Linked DNA regions of Mus musculus: region 2 is linked to region 1. Evidence: chromatin loops called from intact Hi-C (ENCODE). Cell type or tissue: gastrocnemius. All regions are shown on one strand. Each heading gives the region's core, and the rest is flanking DNA. Links, peaks and the distances in the headings are about the cores only.

Region 1 (8,329 bases), core at 264-8,263:
TTTGGGAACATAGGTGTCACTTGGTAAATCACTAGGCCATCTCGAGACTGAAGGTGAACCTCTGATTGCAGAGGTGTCCCCTGCTCCTGATACAGCAGTAGCCGCAGGCTCTTCCCATGATGCAATACAGAAAGGATGGAGGTCTGAGATCACTGGATATGGCTGAGTGGTTTCCACCAAACTGAGGATAGGCACGAAACTCTCCTCAGTCCACCTGACTTTGTGGAAGTTTTATGTGCATGCGGTTCAGTTAGCTGTAGCAGCTCCTTTTCCCAAAGTAAAAGGCTAATCTGTTGGTTGCTGCTGTGACTGCTGCAGAGCCATCTCTGGCTGCAAGCTGTCTTGTGCTGGCCCTTGCTTGTCATCTGCAGGGCTTTGGTCCCACTCTCCAGCTGTGCCAGGATTCTTTTGTCTGCTTCTGGGTCTGCTCCGTTTTCACCACTGCCTTCATCATCATGGTCCAGAGGTGTAGGAAGAGCCAGGAGTGCAAGCAGTAGCTACCCTGGAGAGAGCCATTGAAATTCACCCTGCTCTGTGGCTGATTTTCCAGCAGTGTCCTTGCTCATCCCTCTTGTCTGGAAGCCATGGTGTTGGCCATCTGGGGCCTGACATCAGCTTCACCTGAAGGTTATCAGACCTCTACCTGAGGTCTGAATTCTTTTAAGCCAAAGTGCCTGCTCCCCTCCTCTCCCCTTCCCCCCCCCCATCTTGGTTTTCATGATGAACTAGTGAATTTCCGTGCGTAAATCTGGTTGCTCTTGGCACTTTGGTCTCTTCTGTACTTACTAGAAAGCCTCCGAAGCCCGTCTGTGCTGAGCCACCCCCAGAGCAGCCTTATCCACACTGCTTGCCAGAGTCCTGTGGCCTCATCTCTCCTGTTCCCCTGTGTGTTTGGGTATAGTATTCCTTCCCAGTTGTCCCTAAAATTGTGATGGGGGAGTCCCCACTCACCTAAGCATTACCAGCCAGCTATGTGGCATCCCAACACGAAGACCTTGTGTAGTTCTTTTTGCAATGACATATTTATTGAATCTATTTATATTTATTTAATTTTTACTCTGAAGTATATCCGGTTACAATTGCACTTGCTTAAAGCACATCAGATCTATTTTGGACAATACCCCTGACCATTCTAAAACTGGAAAAGGAAAAGTTACACTGTATCCTGCCACCTTATGGTAGCCTTGTCTTTAAAGGGTGAATAATTTGGTCTGGGTAAAATGTTAATTTTTAGATGATTTTTTAAAAAAATCTTGTGCCATGTGTCTTCTCTGTGGACAGTTAATTGTTTAATTGATATGTGCTGATTGTGTGATTCACTCCTCTTTGTGGAAACTAAAATATTCTTTTTAGCTTTATATTTTATAAACTGCCAGATTGTACAACTTTTATGTGTATTTTTAAAGCTCATGATATGAGGATCATTATCTAAACGGCCTATTTTTTTACCTCTTTTACAGTTTTATAATTCTGCTCATTGATGAAGGCGACTTATGCTGAGCCAACCACAAATAAAGGTAGTTTTAGATTTGGGAGTTGCCTTGTTTCTTAAAGACTAGAGTGCCGCTCAGAGCAAGGAGCCAGGCCCACCCACGTCAGAGGTGCAGCATCTGCTCGGCCTGAACAGCTGGCATCTGCAGTAGACTCCAGAGCTATAACATCCTCCTTGGGGGCTGTTGAAGAAAAAACTGCCTTGGAATGTTTCAGGAAATTTCCTGAAGCGCCCTTTATTGAATTTCAGGAAGGTAGCCCATTGGGACCAACCTACTTCAGAGTGGGAATTAGATTTCCAAGTGAATAGGATTCTGGACTAAGGTACCTGGGAAGAGAGAAGATTAACTCCAGCCACCAACTGAAGAGTACACTGGGGAACCCATGGCTCCAGCTGGATATGTAGCAGAGGACTGCCTTATCAGGCATCACTGGGAGGGGAGCCCCTTGGTCCAGTGGAGGCTTGATAGGGGAACGCTAGGCTGCTAAGGCAGGAGTGGGGGGGGAGCATCCTCATAGAGGCAGGGGGAGGGGAGGGGGGCTTGTGGAGGGGAAACTGGGAAGGGGGATAACATTTGAAATGTAAATAAATAAAATAACTAATTTTTAAAAAGCACTAGGGAAGAGGGACCGTCCAACCTGGACCATGTTAGCAGCTCACACGACAGCCATGTCCCCACGGGATGTGCCAATGCAGCCTGCAGTCCATTTAGAATCTCCCTGTGCTTCCTCATCCTCCTGTCTAGAGAAGTCATGGAGGCTCCCAGGGCTCTTGCCCCAAGTCAAGGACTGTTTACAAAGCGCACACCCCAGGACCTCACTAGCCTCAGAACATCTTGTCAGACACTGGAGATGCTAACCATCCCTCCTACTTCATGCCTCAGGAGCCTAGAAGGTCCTGAGGCTTGTGGTCATATCTTTTCAAGTTTTAAATCTTGAACCCAGCCACATCCTCAGGAGACCAACCTCTTCCATGACCCAAAAAAGCCTATTGAGGTTTGGTCCCCAGAAGGACACTTACTGGGAGGTGGTAGAGACCTCAATTCTGTGAGTGGTGGTGCAAGGAGGGGGACAGTTAGGTAGTTTCCAAGTGTGCCCTTAAGAGGATTTGGCCACCTCCCCTTCCTCTGTTTTCTGGTTACAAAGTAAGTAGTTCATTCCTTTGGCCTCAGGGCAGCTAGAAAGGCGACTGACAAGTAGACTGGGAGGGAGGCCAGGTCTATGCCTCAGAACTCTACGATATCCTTACAGTCAGTCACCCAGCCCCTACTTCCAGGAACTGCCATCCTGATCTCCACCGAGTTCCAGAGTAACAGGCGTGAGTAGTCTGGGAGGAGCAAAGGAGTCTGGGAAAGCCAGGATCCAGTACTGTCTCTCCCTCCACAGTGAGAGATCACAGTCCCTGTAAACGACCAAGGAGGTCAAAAGGGTTGCTGCCAGGCCCCACCACAAAGGATGACTCTATTTGCAGCTGCTCACTGGCTTAAAAAAAGAACAACCCCAGGCTGGAGAGATGGCTCATCGGTTAAGAGCACTGCCTGCTCTCCCAGAGGTCCTGAGTTCAAGTCCTAGCACCCACGTGATGGCTCACACCCATCTGTAATAGGATCCAGTGCCCTCTTCTGGTGTGTCTAAAGACAGCGATGACAGTGTACTCATGTATACAAGATAAATAAAAAGAAAAGATTCAGTTAATAATTAAAAAAAAAAAGCAAACAAGCTGTGTAAACCCTGTGCTTGTTGGATTTTCCCCTTGCCAAACATGCAGTCTTGGGCTCTTCCAAAGGAAAGAGTGTATCCTCCCTCCTAGTCTCCAGTTGAGCTCACTGGTTTTATTTAGCCGTGAAATAGAAAAGGGGCTGGGCGTGGTCATACTTGCCTTTAATCGCAGCACTCCAGAGGCAGGCAGATCTCTGTGAGTTTAAAGGTCAGCCTGATCTACATAGCCAGTTCCAGGTCAGCCAGGGCTGTGTAGTAAGATCTTGTCTGGGGGGGGGGGGAGAAAAAAGGGGGTGGGGTGGGGGAGGCTGAGGCAAGAGGATTGCCAGGAGGAGTTCAAGTCCAGCCTGGTCCTCATAGGCACCTCCTGCATGTCTGCATGTCCTCTTCTCAGCTTTTCAGTTCCTGGATGTTTATGGATGTGTTCTTTTACGTCTATATTATTCTCCTTAAAAACAGTCCCTCGGGGGCCTAGAGAGAGAGCATACTGGTTTCCAGAGGAACCCAATTCAGTTCCCAGCACCCACATGGCATATTCCACAGTCACTCGTAACTCCAGTTCCAGGGGGACCCAATACCTTCTTCTGGCTTCTGTGAGCACCTGGACTCATGTATACATACCCTTATGCAGACAAAACACATAGACAAATAAATAAAACTAAGATTACCAAACTGCCTGGTGACTCACACCCTTCGGAGGCTTGAGGCAGGATTGCCATGAGGTCTAAACTTACCTAGGCTATCCAGTGAATTTCAGGCCAGCCTGGACTACAGGGTGAAATCCTTTCTCAAAACACAGTTTCTCAGGGACTCGTCTGCATCCCAATCCACTTTTGAACACAAAGGAACGTTGGGGCAGCCACCCAGCCCAGAGATGTAATTCTCATGCCTTTTAGAGAAGGTGGTGGCAGGATGCTTACTTTCTCCACCACTAGATGGCACTCATGTGCTGTCCATCCCCAGATCTCCTGCAGTGGCTTGTTCTTAGTGTGGCCACTCGCATGACCAGCCTGAATGCTGATCTGACTCCTCACCCTGCAGTGGGATTCCCCTGAAATGAGGCTGGGGTCCAGACCAAGGGAGACAAAGAGACCTAGCTTTCCTTTTTCTTTTCAAACGGTTTTTATTTAGTTTGTTTTTATGTATGTGGGTGTTTTGTCTGTATACCACATATATGAAATAACCACAGAGGTCAGAAGAGGGTGTCAGATCCCAATGGGACTAGTGTTACAGTTGTGATCCAGTGAGTGCTCTTAACCACTGAACCATCTTTCCCCCCAGGGACCCAGCTTTCTAAACCCAACTCCTTCGTCGGCTGATAGGTTTTTTAATAACCCCATAGCCACAAGCTTTCCCATTACAAGTTAACATTGGCCAGAATATATGCCACCCCTGTCCCTTGAAGAGTGAAGGTGATCCTGGAACTGGGCATTCCAAGAACCCCTGCAACAGTACAGGTGCCACTGTGTCCTTGAACAGAGGCTACGAGGACACAGATACCAACTGGAGCTACCAATCTCCGTTGTGTGCCTCTATTTACAAACTCTTGTTCGATGGTTTTACAAATTATCTGTGTAACCCAGGATTCCAGACTGACCCACAGCCTCTTATTTGGGCTCTCGGCCAATGAGTTTCCAGTTTACTGTGAAACTCTAGCCTTCTCCGTCCTGATCAACACCTTACTCTGCTTTCTGCATGTGGTTCGTTGGATATTATTTACTTAGCTCTTCTTCACTCTGCTAAAACAACGTATACACCTGTCACCTCTTACACCGGCTGGTTTTGTGTGTCAACTTGACACAAGTTAGAGTCATCAGAGAGAAGGAGCCTCAGTTGAGAAAATGCCTCCGTGAGATCCAGCTGTAAGGCATTTTCTTTATTACTGATCAGTGGGGGAGGGCCCAGCCCATGGTGGGTGGTGTCATCCCTGGACTAGTGGTCCTGGGTTCTATAAGAACACAGGCTGAGCAAGCCAGGAGAAGCAAGCCAGGAAGCCACACCCTCCATGGCCTGTGCATCAGCTCCTGCTTCCAGGTTCCAGCCCTGCTTGAGTTCCTGTCCTGACTTCCTCCAATGATGGATTATGATCTGGAAGTGTTAACGCTGAATAAACCCTTTCCTCCCCAACTTGCTTTTTGGTCGTGGTGTTTCATCACAGCAATAGAAACCTTAATTAAGATACTTCTCTACCCACCAAGGGAAAAGAGGGTGGGGGATCAACTCAGAATAAACAAACCATTAACAGTGTGCCCACGCTGAGCCAGTGATAGCATAGATATCCCGATTGCTCTCTACAGGGTGGAGTGCAAGTGTGTGTTTAGAGTAGAGAATATGCGAGAACATCCCAGCTGTCCTTTCCCATCTCAAAAGAGACTATAGGACTTTGCTTAGTGTCATGAGAGGTGACTCCTACCATATGTGTCCATCATTGCCATACACCGTCCTTCCTAGAAGCTAAACCAATGCCTCCTCTCCCCGACATCTAGGACTTTAAACCTCTAAAACTGAACTAAATATTTTTTTTTCCTTTCTAAGTTTGATCAGCAGGGCTGGAGAAATGGATAATTGGTTAAGAGCATTAGCTACTCTTCCAAAGGACCAGGGTTCAATTCCCACCACTGACATGGTGGCTAACAACTACCTGTAACTCCATTTCCAGGGAATCTGATGCCCTCTTCTAGCCTCTATGTGCACCAGGCTTGCATGATATACACAGACGTATACACATAATAAAAGAAAAAACCCACATATATTATACCTCAGGTGTTTTGTTGTAAAAATATGATGCTGACTGATACAGATGTCTACCCCAATTTATGTCTACAACAGATGCCTCTAAAACATATGGCAGGATATTTTAAAGTTAATTTGAAGTCAGGCATTGTGGCCTGACTTTAGTCCTAGTACCCCAGAGGCAGAGGCAGGACTATCTTTGCATTCAGCTAAGCCTGATCTACAGAGTGATCAGGGCAGCCAGGGCTACACAGAGAAACCTGATCTGGTGGGGAGGGCGTTTGTTGGGGGGTGGGGGGAATTGCTTTGAAGAAATTGAGGCACAAAAGCACCAAGAGAAATTGTTCCAGAGTCAGCAGACCCCAGCATTCTTGGTTGGCATTCATTCACAGACTGAACATTCTGTGGACTCCTGATAAGATCTAATTTGTGACTTTGCTGAGCCAGAGCTTTAGCCGGTATAGGCTGTGAAACTGATCCATGGGGACAAGATCCTTTGCTTTTGAGTGAACCTAGCTGGCTGGTTTCCCAGGACCCACCCCTAGCGCCTGGCTTCCTCCTTGTTAAAACAAAACCTCCCTGCTGGAGTAAATGACTTGCTAGTTGAGGCTACAGACTTGAAGAAATTTTGGGTGATGATTCTTAGTCACTAAGAACTTTTAGTGGAGTGCAGGACATAGCCAGAGAAGAGGGTGCTCTGTGTCCGCTACAAGCACAGAGGACAGACGAGACGGATGGCTTATTCCGTTGAAGGCCTCAAGCTGCTGCACATCAAGGAGAGCAAGCAAGCCTCCAGCTCTTCTGTAACTTGCAGTAAGCAGCCATCTGACACAGCTTTGTGTTCCCAAAGAACTGAAGCTGAACTTGCCTGGCCCTTTAACCAGTTTCAAATGCACGGTTCTGTAGTATTATATAATCGCACCTTTCTGCAGTGGCTGAAGCATTCATGGATAGGGGTCCGCCACATTTCCAGCTGGGACGCAAAGAGGAAGGAACATAGTCCCACGATGTCTTTCAAAGATGGTCCCTGAGTGACTTACAGATCTCCCAGAGGTCCTTACTCTCTTTTAAAGAATTTTAGGTCATGAGTTCAGGGTTCTTTCAGGCAATGGCCACTTGGCGCTGTTGTTCCTGGGCAGTGGACACATAGAACATTGTGGCAGGGAGCGGGGGGGGGGGGGGGGGGCAGGGGGTTGAAATACTTACTTTGTGGTAGCCAGAGAGCAGAGAGAAAGACAAATTGAAAACTGGAATTTGAACCAACAAGGTAGCTCAGCAAAAAACGGTGTATATGGAACCCGATGACCAGAGTTCAATCCTCAGGACCCACATGGTAAGAGAGAGCTAACGTGTTCTCTGCGTCTCGTGGCACACATATCTGCACTCATGAACGTGTGCACACTAAATAAATATGCGCACTAATAAGTTTTTGTAAAAAAGACAATGGGGGTGTGTGTGATGGAGAGATGGCTAAGAGCACTGACTGCTCTTCCGAAGGTCCTGAGTTCAAATCCCAGCAACCACATGGTGACTCACAGCCATCCGTAATGAGATTTGACGCCTTCTTCTGTTGTGCCTGAAGACAGCTACAGTGTACTTATATATAATAATAAATAAATCTTTTTAAAAAAAGCTAAAAAGACAATGGGAATTTGCATACTACATCATAGCAACAATATTTACAACAGCTAGAAAGTGCAAGTATCACAGGGGTCCAGCTGTGGACAGGGAACTGATAAACAAAAATGTGGTGGTCACTGTATCCAATGAAGCCGTCCTCAGCCTTAGAAAAGGATGTTCTGCCACATGGCTGAACCCTGAAGATGCTGAATACATGAAGCCATCACAGAAGGACCTAGAGAAGTCAACCGAAGAGTTGGGTGTGGTGGCTCATGCCTGTAACCCTAGCTAGCCCTCAAAAGGCTGAGGCTGGAAAACTGAATTTGGGGCTAGCCTGGTCTATGTGATGAGGATCCTGCCCTCCCCCAAGAAAACCCACAAAGTGATAGATTTTCTTAGGTATATTTTAGGACAGTGTGTAGTAAAAACCGGTAGTAGAGCTAAAGTCATGTTAATTTGGTGTAGAAACCACAGCACAGGAAACACGTGACTCCTGAGAGAGTTAACAGTTCAACTGGTAGAAACTTACACACACAACCACATTGCGGCAGGATCCCCAATTGCCAGCACGCGGTAAGTCACAGCATCTGGCTTTCCCCAGTTCCCCTCCCAGGAGCCCAGCAGCAGGGAACTTTTGGCCTCTTGAGTGTTAAGTAAGCCTGAATTCTGATCTCTTCTTCTCAGTGGAGCACCTCCCTAAAAGTTTCTAAACATTTGTTTTTCTGGTCCCCAGCCCACCATCTCTGCCCCGCCTTAGTGACTGTTT
Region 2 (8,329 bases), core at 40-8,039, 140 kb after region 1:
GGGGCCTCTCTTCCCAATGATGGCCGACTAGGCCATCTTCTGCTACATATAAAAATATGGAATGCTTCACGAATTTGTGTGTCATCCTTGTGCAGGGGTCATGCTAATCTTCTCTGCATCATTCCAATTTTTAGTGTATGTGCTGCCGAAGCGAGCACTTGGCTGAGACTTTTTTTTTTTTTTTTTGGTTTTTCAAGACAGGGTTTCTCTGTGTAGCCCTGGATGTCCTGGAACTCACTTTGTAGACCAGGCTGGCCTTGAACTCAGAAATCCGCCTGCCTCTGCCTCCCAAGTGTTGGGATTAAAGGCGTGCGCCACCACCCCCGGCTGCTGAGACTCTTAAAGGCAGGTTTAAGTTGCTTCTTTAGCTTCTCCAGCAGTATCTGAAGACCCTGTCCTCTCTAAGATTTCTTAACAAGAGAGACTGGAGAGATGGCTCAGTGGTTAAGAGCACTGACTGCTCTTCCAGAGGTCCTGAGTTCAATTCCCAGCAACCACATGGTGGCTCACAACCATCTGTAATGGGATCTGATGCCCTCTTCTGGTGTGTCTGAAGACAACTACAGTGTACTCATATAAATAAAATAAATTAATTAAAACAAAAAAAGGATTTCCTAATGAGCCCTAGGCAAGTATCACAAAAGGCCCACCACTACTGGTCCAGGAAGAACAAAATCTAATGGAGAGAAACTATTTTGCTCATAGGAGTAGCCTCTGGAGAGGTAACATGGTATGGTGGGAAGGTCCTGGAGTGAGAAGCCTGAGTTCTGGCCCAATTGCTGTGAGTTAAAGGGAAGTCAGTTCCAAGCTGCAAATCTTCTGAAGTATGTATATAGCCTGGAGTGACTGCAGAAACCAGGGAAGTGACACACAAACCATGGTGGGTGTGTGTGTGTGTGTGTGTGTGTGTGTGTGTGGATGTGTAACAGACGGGTGTAAGTGATTTGTAGGGAAAGTGAGAACGGGGGGAACTTTAATTAGAGAGCAGGAAGAAGAGAAATACAGGAGGAAAGAGCAAGGTGAGATAGTAAGGACGTTTGAAAGTCATCAAGGCATTACTATCTACATAATATATAATGCATATAAGCTGTGGATATACTTGTAGTTAAATGCAATTTTCCCATCTGGATTGATAATGCTCCATTCAGGACTGGTTAATAAAAACCCACCACGTCTGAGAAGCCACCTAAAACACAGGCAATTTCTATTGCTCGTGGTGCCCCCTCCTCCCGAGGAGTGAAGCACGACTCCATTGCTGAAGGCACCGTTCAACTTCACACACAGGACCCAGAGCACTTGATTTGGCTGCCTTTTCCCTAAGGCGCCACACAAGCTTCTCGGGGGCAGGAGGGGGGGGGGGGCGAGCAACCAACAGTTCTCTTCAGCTACGATGCCTATGAACCGCGATTACTGTGGTGGCGCCCAACAGTTCTCAAATTGGACTTGCAGCCTGCTTAACAGGAGGAAAACCACACCTGGTATTAGAAACATAGCCAACTACCCTGGGCTAGTTAAGTTATGGATCTTGGAGAACCTACAATCACCACTTTACCTGCATCATTCCTAACTGCAGTGCATTTACTATAGACAAATGTAGTTCTAATCCCTTCTCAAGAAACTTCTCTTGGCAGCAAACGGAGACAATTACAGACAACCACAACTGATCAAAATGTAGAGACCGAGACTCAGCAGTGCCGGGTCCCAACTGACGCACGTACAACGCAACCCCTACACCTAAGGCTCGGAGCTCCAAGATTCCAGGAGCCAGAGAGACAAAAGTCTGCTGGGAGACTGTCTCTTAGAAATGTCAGAGGCCACACTCATGAAATCTCATCAATATGGCTGCTTAAATTAAGTCCTGAGCATTGATGACACCAACGGGCTTGCTTGCTAACCCGGAGGGGAGAGGTTCATTCATGGCGCCTCAACCCTAGACAAAGAATTAAGGGCTCCTGAGGAATGCTAAGAGGACAACAGACTTCTCCAAGGAGGAACCCCCATTTGGTTATCCAATACCAAGTGAGCATATACATACAGGTAACATTATATAGACTGAACAGGTTGTATTTAAGTATTTAGGGTGGTGGTGGTGATAAGGATTTCAAAATATAAAATTAGGAAAAAACAAAACAAAAAAAAAAAAACCCAAAAATTAGGAAAAACAGTTAGTCTAATAGGTAGGCATGATGACACAGGCTCGTAATTCCAACCCTAATGAGGCTGAGGCTGGGAGCTGGAGAGTGTCAGACCAGTCTGGGCTATACAATGAGATTCTATTTTAACAAATCCATTAAATAAACAAAAATAAGACAAAGGCAAGACAACAGAAGACAGACAACAGCATCCACTCTCCTGCTTCATTTCAGACCCAGGAGGGATGAAATCACATAGAGAAGCATTAAAAAGGGATAAAAACCATACTGGGTGTGGAGGCTCATGCTTTTATCCCAGCACCTGGGAGGCAGGCGAATTCTGAGACTGAGTCCAGCCTGGTCTACATGGGGAGTTGTGGGTCAGTTGCGGGTACATGGTGAGACATTTGTCTAAAGAAGAAAAAGTAAACTAAACGGAAGAACTGCAAATGTGCCTGAGGTTCAGGCATTCTCTCTGCGGCTTCCCTCCCAAACCCATTCTCGCTCCCACTCCCACCTTTGGCCAGTGGTTCCTCTGTAGGTGGTTTTGTTTTCCAGACAGGGCTGTACGTAATCCAGACTGGCTTCAAACTCAAAACACTGCTCCTGCCTCGGCTCTGGAGTGGCAACCTTACAGGTGTAATATTTGACTCTTGGGCCCGGAGAGGTGGATAAATGAGCCAGCCGCTCCTCTAGAGAACCTGGGTTCGATTCCCAGCACCCACATGGCCGCTCACAACTTTCTATAACTCCACTTCTAGGGCATCCTACACTGTCTTCTGGCCTTCACAGGCAAATGTAGGGCACAGACATTGGATGCAAGCAAAACACCCAAACACATAAAACGAAAAACCTGGAAAAGCAAGCAAGCAAGCACACAAACAAAAAATCCTAACTAAACACTATTCCCATCAAAGAGATTATCAATCTACCTTACACAGCTTGGTACCTCCTGACTACAAAGGAGCTGGAGAGATGGCTCAGCAGTCAAGAGGGTTTCTTACTGCTTTTGCAGAGGGCCTGGGTTTAGTTCTCAGCACCTGTAGTAGCTCATAACTATTTGTACGTAACTCAAGTTTCAGGGGATCCACTGCCCTCTTCTGACTTGCACAGACATCTGTATATATGTGATACACATAAGCTTACGCAGGCATATATACATATACACATAAGAAACAGACAAGCAAAGAGCTGCAAACGAACAACATTGGAAAAGAACTCTTTGCTGCACTCCCAGTGGAAAAAGGACACAGAGAAATCTGCACCTACCAGCTCCCGTCCTCCACTAGCTCCCTTTGCTGTCTGTACTCACCTGGAGTTCTTCAATCTTGGACAGATAATATTGACGGAGTCCACTGCCTGCCTTCCCCTCTTCCAGTTCCATCTGAAGACAAGTGTAAGTGTTAAAAAAAAAAAAGAAGAAAAGAAAAGAAAAGAAAAAGAAAAGGCATAAAGTACTAAAGGGTAAAGCCAAAGTATTTTCGAGGCACTCTACCATATAGCTTAAGAAACAAGGTCAGGAAAATACCATTCCCTTTTCCTCAGAAACTGGTATCTCGATGGGCGAGGTCTGTGTGTTTGAACTTCGGAGGCTTAGTTCTTGGTTCTAAGCCTTCATTTCTGAATCCACTACAAGGATGCAATTACCGCCTACCTTCGAGGACTTTTAGGAGTCTCAAGGGGCCATATACCCACCGAGCGCACTGCCCTGTGGCTAGAGCTACACATCCCCAGGGTTTAACTACTACAGACAAAGGCAGAACAGAGGGACCAAGTCCAGGTCGAAGCCCAGGCCATTCCGGCTTGCCAGCTTCATTCAGTTTCCACCCACCCCTGTCCTGCTTTCCTCAGGGCGGCGCTGACACAGCAGATCCAGTCCCAGGCAGAGTCCGGTCTGACGTGATCCACCCACCCCTGATCCACTGGACCCTCTCGCTCGTGGCCACCCCTCACTTCAGATTTTGTGCACTCCACACTCAGCTTGGATGCCGCCCAGCCGCCGCGGCAGAATCCTTACCTGCTCTGGCCCATCAAGCGCCATCTTCCCTCTCTCGGCAGGGATCGCCGGCATCCAAGTCACTCTATCGCGCAGGCGCGGAGGCGAAAGCATGCGCCCTGGGTCACCACCGAGAACAGTTCCGGGTCAATGGGCGGGGTGTGTGGCGATACAAACACAGTGGCTGTATTAGTAGAGGCTCTACTGGAGGTCACTAGTTTTGTGAAGAGATATAGAACTTCTGGTTGATGCTTCCTAGCGTTTAGGATACGAGTTATTGCACTCTACTTCCTAGCCTCTACTTTTAACTTGTAAGGCCTGCTGACAAAAAAATTTTGGCCACACTCAAAATGGCGGAAATCATGACGCCAGGAATGTAGGAAACGCGCGCAGAAGCGGAAGTACGATTACTGCCTACATGTGCTGCTTCCTAAGAGTTGAAAACCTGCGGAGTTAAGGGCTATCTAACGTCTGGGTAAGTGATTGCTCCACCGCCTGAGGAACCGAAGCGAGATCCAGTGCTCGGAAAGACGATCTCACCTTTTTCTTTCTCCCCAGAGTGAGTGATACTCCCCCATCCCGCCATGGGCAAGAAAGGCAAAGTAGGCAAGAGCCGGCGGGACAAGTTCTATCACTTGGCCAAGGAGACTGGTGAGTGGGTTCGCGCTGAGGAACAACATCCCCGTCTTTTCGCTTCTTCTAGTCCCGAGTTCCTTTTCCTTCGAGGGGGTTATGGGATTGTGAGGCTTTCCTCCTGGGAAAGGCCTCCGTAGACGGTATTGCCTTATACACCCACTCTCCACGATCCAGGTTATCGTTCGCGCTCTGCCTTCAAACTGATCCAGCTCAATCGCCGCTTTCAGTTCCTGCAGAAAGCCCGGGCCTTGTTGGACCTGTGTGCTGCGCCTGGCGGATGGTAACGTTTGGCAGGGGCTGCTATGATGACACGTTCCTGGCACTGGTTGGCTTTGAGTTGCTTTTCGGGGAGGATGGGAATCCGATTACACAATTCAGATTAAATATTCCATAGTATGTGTCTCTCTCAAATTTTGGAAGGGAGCGTCATTTTCCCCCTCTTGTGGTACTGAACCTAAGGACTTAACTCATGCTAAGGACTTAACTCATGCTAGGCAGCCCCTCCACCACCGAGTTATATCTCCAATTGCTTTATTTTGAGACAGGGACGCTGAAAAATTGCCAAGGATGGCCTTGAACTTTTGGTCTTAATCTCTTGCCCTCCTTAGTGGCTGGTAATGCAGCCCTGTGTTGCCATGCCCAGCAGGTTGCTTCTTGAATGTATGCATAGACATTTGGCCACTACACTTAACAGGTGCCTCTTAAGGGGATGAGAAGTCACCTTGCCAAGGGAGGATGAAAGGTATTTAAATCTGTCTCTTTCACAGGCTGCAGGTGGCTGCCAAGTTTATGCCTGTATCCAGTCTTATTGTAGGTGGGTGACTCTTGGGTATTTGAGGGGGAGGGGTGGGTTAGGTACTAATTTTGTCCTACATCTTCCTCCACCCTGTAATACTGAGTTAACATCTTTTAGGAGTGGACCTCGTTCCAATCAAGCCTCTCCCCAATGTGGTGACTCTCCAGGAGGATATCACAACAGAACGCTGTAGGCAGGTAATAAGACCTCTCCTTCTTTTCTTTCCTCTTTATGTGCTGGTGTCATTGCCTACTTATTTATTTATTTAGTGTGTGTGGTCTTTCGAGACAGGGTTTCTCTGTGTAGCCCTGGCTGTCCTGGAACTCACTCTGTAGACCAGGCTGGCCTTGAACTCAGAAATCTGCCTGCCTCTGCCTCCCAAGTGCTGGGATTAAAGGGGTGTGCCACTAGTGCCTGGCTGTCATTGCCTCTGAAGAGTGAATGAAACACTTCCCAATTTACCATGGTTTCAAGCACGTGGCCAAAAAGACTGACAATCCTTGTGTACATTTCCATCTTTATTTACAATCAAGTGTTTTTGTTTTTCCCTGAGATAGAGTCTTGCTGTGTACTTTAGGATAGCTTCTAACTGTGTAGCCCACACTGATGTGGAGCTGAGTACATAGCCTAGTTTGGCCTTGATCTTGCAGTCTCTCTCCCTCTGCCTCTGGGATTGCAGTCGAGTGCCACCGTGCCTGGCAGGGATAGTACTGTGAATTGGTGGAAGGATGAGAGATCTATCTTCAGAAAAATTCTTTCCAGGGAACTAATTCTAAGCTTGGGGAAGATGTATATTTTTTGTTGCTGTTGCATCCCTAGTACCTGGTGCAGGATGTTGGCACTGGTGGGCGCTCAGTGCATGACTAGACAGATGACTGAACCAGAGTTCTGTTCTTAGCAGTTACTGTGTTTCCATTGCTAGAACCCCTTTACTTTCATTAGGCCCTGAGGAAGGAGCTGAAGACCTGGAAAGTTGATGTTGTGCTCAATGATGGGGCTCCCAATGTGGGGGCTAGTTGGGTCCATGACGCTTACTCCCAAGGTACAGGGAATGTGGGCTTGGAGGTGAGGGTGGAGGTAGCACATCGAAAGGCTGCAGAGGTTCCCTGACTGTTTCCGTCCTACAGCTCACCTAACTCTGATGGCTCTGCGTTTGGCTTGTGATTTTTTGGCCCGTGGTGGTTGTTTCATCACAAAAGTCTTTCGTTCCCGAGACTATCAGCCCTTGCTGTGGATCTTCCAGCAGCTGTTCCACCGTGTCCAGGCCACGAAGCCCCAAGCCTCTCGCCATGAATCTGCAGAAATCTTTGTAGTCTGTCAAGGTGAGACGTTATTCCTTCCTCTTGACACAACCTAATTATGAAAGCAAACTTTTATTTAATCTATCTTCTCCTTTTAGGATTCCTGGCTCCGGACAAGGTTGATGCTAAATTCTTTGATCCCAAGTTTGCCTTTAAGGAGGTTGAAGTTCAGGCTAAAACTGTTACTGAGTTGGTGACAAAGAAGAAGCCAAAGGTGGTTTTGTTGTTACTGTTGTAAGAAATGGATTCTGAAACTGGGAGAACTTGATTATCTAAGAAGCGACTGTCTAGTAATTATCTTTATTTCTCTTCCTAAGGCTGAAGGCTATGCCGAAGGTGACCTTACTCTTTATCACCGAACCTCAGTTACGGACTTCTTGCGAGCTGCCAATCCTGTTGACTTCCTCTCCAAGGCCAGCGAAGTGAGTTCCCAGAGTGAGAGTCTCCGGGAGGCCTGAAAACATGGCCAGAACAACATCCCATTCCCTTCCCTCACAAACAGATCTCAATAGATGATGAAGAGTTGGCACAGCATCCAGCTACAACTGAAGACATTAGAGTATGCTGTCAGGACATCAAAGTGCTGGGGCGAAAGGAACTTAGGTACACAGGTGTAAGGGCAACATGATGTTGGACTCTGGGGACCAGGATTTTGTTGTTTATGGCTAAACCCTGAAATCTGGAGTGTGGGCTTTTAAGGAAGAGACAGGGACAAAGATGGGGGTAGATTAGTCAGTAATAGTATTTCTTGGGCAGGTCTCTTCTGAATTGGAGAACAAAGCTTCGGCGATATGTGGCTAAGAAGCTGAAAGAGCAAGCAAAGGCATTGGACATCAGGTAAGGAGGAGGTAGCCAGGGTTAGGGAGGGTTGGGTGTGGGATCAAGTGTCTGGGAAAATAAACACACCTTTCGACTGGTTTGCCAGCCTCAGCTCAGAAGAAGAAGAAGAAGGTGATGAAGAAGAGGCAGTAGCTGAGACAAAGCAGGCGCCAGAGGAAGAAGAAGAGAGAGAGGAAGAACAGCTTAATCGGACTCTGGCAGAGATGAAAGCCCAAGAAGTGGCAGAACTCAAGAGGTGAGGGGTCTGAGGAGGAGTATATGAAAAGGGTAAAGGACACTCAAGTTTTGGAGACAAGCAGGTTAAATCCCTCAACATCTGATCAGGAAGAAGAAGAAGTTGCTTCGTGAGCAGAGGAAGCAGCGGGAGCGTGTCGAGCTGAAGATGGATCTGCCTGGGGTTTCTATTGCAGATGAGGGGGAGACAGGCATGTTCTCCCTGCGAACCATCCGTGGCCAGCAGGTAAGGGAGAGCTGGGCCATCGGTTTGAGGGCTCAGAGGTCGGGGGAAGCATCGAGTTAAATATATTGAGTGATCGTGGGGTTTGGTTGTTGTGTTTACCTATAAATACTAGAGGAGAAAAGGAGTACCCGAGACTCCAGAATGCTCAAATGAAACACCTCTAATATG

The links. Peaks named below come from ENCODE experiments on the same cell type or tissue, not always from the same donor. Only the 100,000 strongest peaks of a DNase experiment are listed, where the experiment ranks them.
Region 2: it touches region 1 in a loop (5-fold over the local background); 2 of 42 quality-filtered maps call a loop at or near these places.

What each region holds. Positions count from the first base shown.
Region 1 is chr11:106,387,854-106,396,182 of GRCm38, reverse strand. It overlaps a transcript of Icam2 not described here. Among named protein-coding and RNA genes, the nearest start is that of Icam2, 9.2 kb to the right of the region's middle. In gastrocnemius, for the core only: a CTCF peak has its summit at 4,145 (motif pointing right); a DNase peak (open chromatin) is centred at 4,157; H3K27ac peaks cover 2,508 bases.
Region 2 is chr11:106,252,035-106,260,363 of GRCm38, reverse strand. It overlaps Ftsj3 (FtsJ RNA methyltransferase homolog 3 (E. coli)), which reads left to right and starts at 4,280. Exons shown (of 21, transcript NM_025310.3): 1 at 4,280-4,603; 2 at 4,687-4,779; 3 at 4,939-5,044; 4 at 5,532-5,578; 5 at 5,678-5,757; 6 at 6,503-6,602; 7 at 6,688-6,882; 8 at 6,960-7,075; 9 at 7,179-7,283; 10 at 7,364-7,464; 11 at 7,618-7,698; 12 at 7,787-7,936; 13 at 8,026-8,161. The coding sequence starts at 4,713. It overlaps Psmc5 (protease (prosome, macropain) 26S subunit, ATPase 5), which reads right to left and starts at 4,179. Exons shown (of 11, transcript NM_008950.1): 1 at 4,150-4,179; 2 at 3,445-3,516. The coding sequence starts at 4,173. Gm23645 (a small nuclear RNA gene) reads right to left here and starts at 158; the gene lies at 51-158. In gastrocnemius, for the core only: CTCF peaks have their summits at 3,422, 3,928 and 4,136; DNase peaks (open chromatin) are centred at 3,430, 4,232, 4,502 and 4,947; H3K4me3 peaks cover 2,915 bases; H3K27ac peaks cover 2,284 bases.